Linked DNA regions of Homo sapiens: region 2 is linked to region 1. Evidence: chromatin contacts called from ENCODE Hi-C or POLR2A ChIA-PET data. All regions are on one chromosome and are shown on one strand. The core of a region is the stretch at or near the end of the contact, and the rest is flanking DNA. Distances in the headings are between cores, read along the strand shown. Region 1 has its middle 37 kb from the start of NUAK2. Region 2 holds the start of SLC45A3 (solute carrier family 45 member 3).

Evidence for each region. Hi-C counts contacts between places; a loop is a spot of excess contacts on that map. ChIA-PET counts read pairs that join two places held with the same protein, here RNA polymerase II (POLR2A). Pooled maps may share reads with other maps.
Region 2: POLR2A ChIA-PET joins it to region 1 with 10 read pairs in activated B cell. The contact joins the promoter of SLC45A3 here to the enhancer-like site in region 1. A Hi-C loop is called at or near these places in 2 of 37 single-sample maps with no recorded cell type and 1 of 50 pooled maps. POLR2A ChIA-PET finds 5 or more read pairs at or near these places in 2 of 52 experiments (WTC11 and activated B cell).

Annotation. Positions count from the first base shown.
Region 1 is chr1:205,283,332-205,286,224 of GRCh38, reverse strand. No RefSeq gene overlaps it. Among named protein-coding and RNA genes, the nearest start is that of NUAK2, 37 kb to the left of the region's middle. RefSeq lists an enhancer at 1,628-1,727. Within about 2 kb of position 1,289, at least 27 of the 41 ENCODE cell types and tissues checked have a DNase peak (open chromatin) inside an H3K27ac peak, as active enhancers do.
Region 2 is chr1:205,679,120-205,681,819 of GRCh38, reverse strand. SLC45A3 (solute carrier family 45 member 3) reads left to right here and starts at 1,311. Exons shown (of 5, transcript NM_033102.3): 1 at 1,311-1,426. It overlaps LOC105371701 (a long non-coding RNA gene), which reads right to left and starts at 1,450. Exons shown (of 4, transcript XR_007066825.1): 1 at 1,321-1,450. RefSeq lists a silencer at 1,547-1,766.

The sequences.
Region 1 (2,893 bases), core at 40-2,539:
GAGGATGCAGAGTTTTCATCAGACCATTGAGGTCTGTTAAGAGCCACCATCTGAGCCCTAGGGCTCCCTCCATGGGGGGCAGGCAGAGGGGCCTCAAATCCTTGGTGGCCGTATTCATGAACCGAAGTGACCTGCTCAACAAGGACATGCCTATGTGGGTCTGAAAATACCGGCAAGCTAACAGAGCTCATGAGAACCACAGTGCCAGAGCCTGCGAGGTGAATTTCATTAGCACCCTCTGTGCTGGCCTGACCTTAGCTGGAGCACTGCGCTCTGTTCAAAACAACATGCTTTTTGTGGTTTTTTTTTTTTTTTGGTTGGTTAGTTTCGTTTTTTTAGAGATGGAGTCTCACTCTGTCGCGTAGGCTAGAGTACAGTGGCGTGATCACAGCTCACTGCAGCCTTGATCTCCCAGGCTCAAGAGCCTTGATCTCCCAGGCTCAAGCGATCTTCCCACCTCAGCCTCCCAAGTAGGTGGCCCATGTCTTCACGCCTGGCTTTTTTTTTTTTTTTGGTGAGAATCAGTAATTTTTTTTTTTTTTTTTAACTAGAGATGGGGTCTTGTCATCTTGCCCAGGCTGATCTCAAACTCCTGGACCCAACTGATGCTCCTCCCTCAGCCTCCACTTTGAGATTACAGGCGTGAGCCACTGCACCTGGACAAAGACATAATGTTTTAAGAAGAACTTGGGTAAATGGAAATGTTTCCAGAGGATACAGGCCAAGCTGTCAAAAGGTCTTAAATCCATGTCTTAGGAGAAATGACTGAAAGAACTAAGGGTATTTGGCTTGCGGCAAAGAATATAGGTTAGATGGGGATTGGAAGTGCGTTAACTTCTTGAAATACTGCCTAGTGGAGTCTACCCGGGAGGCAGATAGAAACTTAGCAAAAGGAAATACTTTCCAACAGGGAGCCCTGTCCCTCCTGGAATGGAATAGGACTTTCCTCTGCCTCACATACTTGGTTTTGCAGGAAGGAATAAATTGCAGACAGGATCCAAGCTCTATCTAAGAAAGGAACAAATAAATGACAATGACCACTTCCCTAGGGTTTGGGGAGACTGGGTGATGCCTTGTGGGTCAGGGCAGGGGAGTACAGGCTGGACTTGGGCCCCTGCAGCCTCTATCTCCTTCACAAAGGAGTCTGCTCTGTCTGCCTGGGTCTGCAGCTGTCAAACTCCTCCCTCTCCACTTCACAACCCTCTGATGTGGTGTTGCACAAGCAGGGGGGGAGCCAGGTTGGGTGAAGAGAGAGGAAGCTGGCGGCCCTGGGAGGCTGGGCTGCAGCTCCCTTGGAGGACAAGCTAAGCTGTCATGGGCCAGGCTGGAGGGGTGGGGAGGGGAAGATGGCTCACTGGTGAGTCATGGTGGCCATTGTCTGCTCCTGCTCCCTCTGGGGGAGGGCGACTGAAAGAGACAAGCCCTCTGGCCAGCTGGGCCTGTGAGGGCAGGTTTTCCACTCTTGTCCTCACAGCTCTGAGAGCAGCTGGGGTTTGGCTCCCTTACCCTGATTTCCCATCATGCAGCAAGGCAGGGCTGGTGGCTGACATTAGATGGATGTTGAGGGGAGGGTGTCCAACCCCGCTCACACCTTGCTAAGGGGCTCAGGATGGTCACACAGTGGATCCTAAAGGCCCAGGCTGGGGGAGAAGCTGTCCTGCCCTGTCTGGCATGGCAGACGATGCAGGCAGGCGTGCCCCTCTCTAGTGATCACACTGAACCTGAGCGGCACACCTTCCCCACCGCACCCTTCCTAAACCTCCTTCCAAACCTGCTCCCATCTAGCAGGCCTGTCCAGCACCCCACCCTCCCTCAGGGCCCCAGGGGAGCCTGCAGAGAGTGAGGTCACTCTGGATTGGTGCCTGGAGGCACCACCCTTGCCCCTCACCACAACCTGGTCTGGTCCGAGTGGCAGGGCCTCCATCCTGCCCCCTGTGAAGCCCAAGTTTGGGTCCCTGATAACTCCTAAGGCTGACGTCACAGAAGCACAGAATGACAGACTGTCAGGGTTATTGTATGTTGGGGAAACTGAGGTTCACAGAGGTCAGACACATGCAGCAGGGGTGCCCAGTCTGCAGTGGGCAGGTGGGGAAGGGAAGACTCCCTGGTGGGGGACTGCTGTGCTCCCAGGCCCTAGCAGGCCTCCAACTTGGGGACAGTCTGAGTTTGGGGCCACCTTACAGTTCCCCTGCCGCTGCCTCCGTTGCTGCTTCATTCTCGTTTGGGCAGAACAAAGGTGTTCCAGAGCTCAGGGGGTGAGGTGAGGAAAAGAGCTACCTTGTGTGGGCGGCTGTGTGGCTTTGGAGTCGACAGATGTAGGTTAGAGCCCGCATTCCTCAACCTTCTGGTGGCTGGACCCTGAGAGTTGCCTAGATCTCATTTCCCATCTGTGAAGTGACAGTAATAAGCATCTTACAATGCAAAATGCTTTGCATATGTCGTCTCATGTATCTTTGAAGAGGGACAGAATATGCCACACCAAAATATGCCATTTCAGCATAAGGGTTACTCTCACTTGAAAAACAGCTGATACAAAAGACAAACTCTGACCTCCTCCCTTTTCTCCCTGTCCCCGGGGGGAAAGAAACGTTTTTGTCACCAGAGATGAGGAGTTGAGGCTGAGGCAAATTTGTACAAAAGGATAAAATACCTCTTACCTTCCTTAGCGTCCCTAATCATCCTTTTCCACAGTCGCCTCTTTCTTTCCTTCTTTCTTTCTCTTCCTTTCTTTCTTTCTCTCTCTCTCTTTCTTTCTTTCCCTTCCTTCTTTCTTTCTTTCTTTCTTTCTTTCTTCTTCTTTTTTTTTTTTGAAACAGAATCCCGCTTTGTCACCCAGGCTGGAGTGCAGTGGCATGATCTCGACTCACTGCAACCTCCGCCTCCCAGGTTCAAG
Region 2 (2,700 bases), core at 62-2,561, 400 kb before region 1:
GCAAAATACCACCGTCCACTCTCTCCTGGCTCTGTAATTTTCCAGCTGACCTGAAATTTCCCCTGACTCCTGACCTCTTTCCTGGAGGAGAGGGGACACCAGCTCAGAGACCCTGGACTCCACCCTAGTCTCTCTGCTTGCCACGAGAGGGTATGCCAAAGACTTTGGAAAGCCATCTCCAGGAGGGTCCCCAGGTAGAGGTGTGTCTGCTCCAGGGAGGCAACGCTGAGACAGTTTTCAAGTTAAACTTGTTTAGTGACTCAGAAGGTAGATTCTTGATTTTTCTCTTCTCAACTCTCTCTGGCACCTGCTCTCTGTTCCCCACTACCACCAGGGCGCCACTATTTCCTCTCCCTTCTCTATCTCCCTTTCTTCTCTGCCTCCTTCTACCTCTCAGCTGGAAGGTGCCCTTAGAAATCATTTGGCTCACCCCCTCTTACAGAGGCCCAGAACATGGAAGGGACTTGGCCCACGTTATACGGCTGTTGACACAGGGCCAGCATTGGAACCCAGTGCCCCAGTGCCTGGTTGGCTAAGGCCAACCAGGTCTTCCCCTTCGAAGGCATCTTCCTGGGACTTTGTAGTATTCAAGTCAACAATCCAACTAAATTGGATTTCTCTCCACCCAATAAAACTCCATGGAGGAAAAAAAGACAAAACTGCCCCCCAACCCCCAACCCCAGGGCCAGCCTGGGACTCCATCAAAGACATTCTGGAACAGGTATCTGTTCGGACCTTGCTCAACAGCTGACAAAGAGAACATTTCATTGGCAATTTATCATCCATTCTTCCCCGTACACACTCTTAAGAAGAAAAAAAATTGGAATTTGGTTTTCAGCGCAGAAAGAGGGATTGAGTTAGCTCTGTCTGCGTCGGAGAATAGCAAAGAGCAGAAGGGTAATTCGGAGAGAATGTGACATCTCCTTTGAAGGGATGGTCCTGGACAGGTAGGGAGCAGCTCTGCCTGGAGATCGGGTGGCCAGAATGGCACGCCTGGGTAATGGTCGCAGCAGACTGGCTCCGAGTAGGGGAGGGGAGGTGCCCCGCGAAGCCGGGTAGCTTTCACCTAAATGTTTGGTGGCGAGCGACAGAGGGGGCGGTGCCCTGCCCTAGGTAATGATAGGGCAGTCTGGGAGCCACGCGGGGGCTGCCCGTCGCGGCGCGGCTACAAAGCCAGCTTCGAGACCTCCCGCTTTCTTCCCCTGGGTACCAGCCCCACCCCTCTATCCCCCCTCGCAGCACCCCCCACCTCCGTCCCGCCTCGCCCCGCCCCCCTCCTGGCAGTCCCAGCGCGCATGCTCTCTCCCCCCGCGGAGTAACCTGGAGATTTAAAAGCCGCCGGCTGGCGCGCGTGGGGGGCAAGGAAGGGGGGGCGGAACCAGCCTGCACGCGCTGGCTCCGGGTGACAGCCGCGCGCCTCGGCCAGGTAGGAGCGCGCCCCCTCCTCTCCCAGGGGTGAGGGTCCCGGCGCGGGAAAGGGAGCAGCAGTGCACGGCCGAGCTCCGCGCTGTCGCGTGTTTTGCGCCCCGCGGGATGGGGCTGCGCCGTGGCCGTCCGGGGCGCTGCGCGCCGAGCCCCGCGCGAATCCCAGAGGAGGGCGCGTCCCACACGCTCTGCCGGGGCGGGTGCCGAGTGCCCGGCGCCTGCACGGGTCCCCGCTGAGCTGTGCTTTCTTCCGCGGAGGGCGGGCAGGCAGGAGGTGCCCGCGCTGTCCCAGGCGGGGCGGCGGTGTGGGCGGGGAGCGGCCCCTCCCCGGAGCCCCGGGCCGGGCCGGACCGGGCCGGGCCGACGGCTGGCGGACCGGCCGCTGGCTCCTGTTGCAGCCTCCCGTGTCAGACTTTTCTTTGGAAAGTTGCGTTTATTTTCTTCTCTTGTCTGGGCTTCACCGGAAAGGGGCAGGATGAGTCACTGCGGCGCGCACAGTCCGGGACTTGGGGGAGCCGGGACGGGAGCCGACGGCCGCGGCGCCGCGGGGTGCTCAGGCCCAGGCCGGCTTTCTTGAGGAAGAGTGAGTTATTAAGACAGGGAAAGGGGACTGAGCCCTCTTGGACTTAGAACTGGGGCGAGCTCTGGGTACAGAGTTGGGACTGGACCGTGTGTGTGTGTGTGTGTGTGTGTGTGTGTGTGTGTGTGTTACTGTGTCCCCTTTTCAGCCTCAGTTTCCCCCTCTGTGGGGAGAGAAAGGCCGCTGTTTTCTCCTCGCCTCCCAGGTCTCAGGTGGGGAAGGACAGAGTTCTGCAAACGGCAAACAGGTGTGATGTGGTGGTACCTAGGCATCCCGTGCAGCTTCTCAGAGCTCTGGGCCTAGGCAGGCTTGCTAGAAAAGCCCCAGGGACCTGCATGCTTTCTCCCTAGTGCGGGTCAGGCCTTCCTGTAGTCTTCCGCTCCCCCCAGGCACTGCAGTCCTGTGAGTTGCTCTTGCCCTTGACCTCTGAATCAGCCTCCATCTTCCTGACAGACACTCTTGACCTGCTCAGCTTTTCCCCACTCCAGGGCGTGTTCCCTATGCTTCCTCTTTTTCCAAGGGGCCAGAGTTGGGGGTAGGGAGGGGTTTGGCATGGTGGGTACCTGGTGAGGACTCGCCCTTCAGCTGTTACACAGACCCGGTCCCGGTGGAGCAGGGACTAAGAATAGCCCAGCTGCTGTCTTGCTGCCCTGGAGTCTGCAGCCGGGCATTGCCAGTTGACCAGGGCCCGCAGT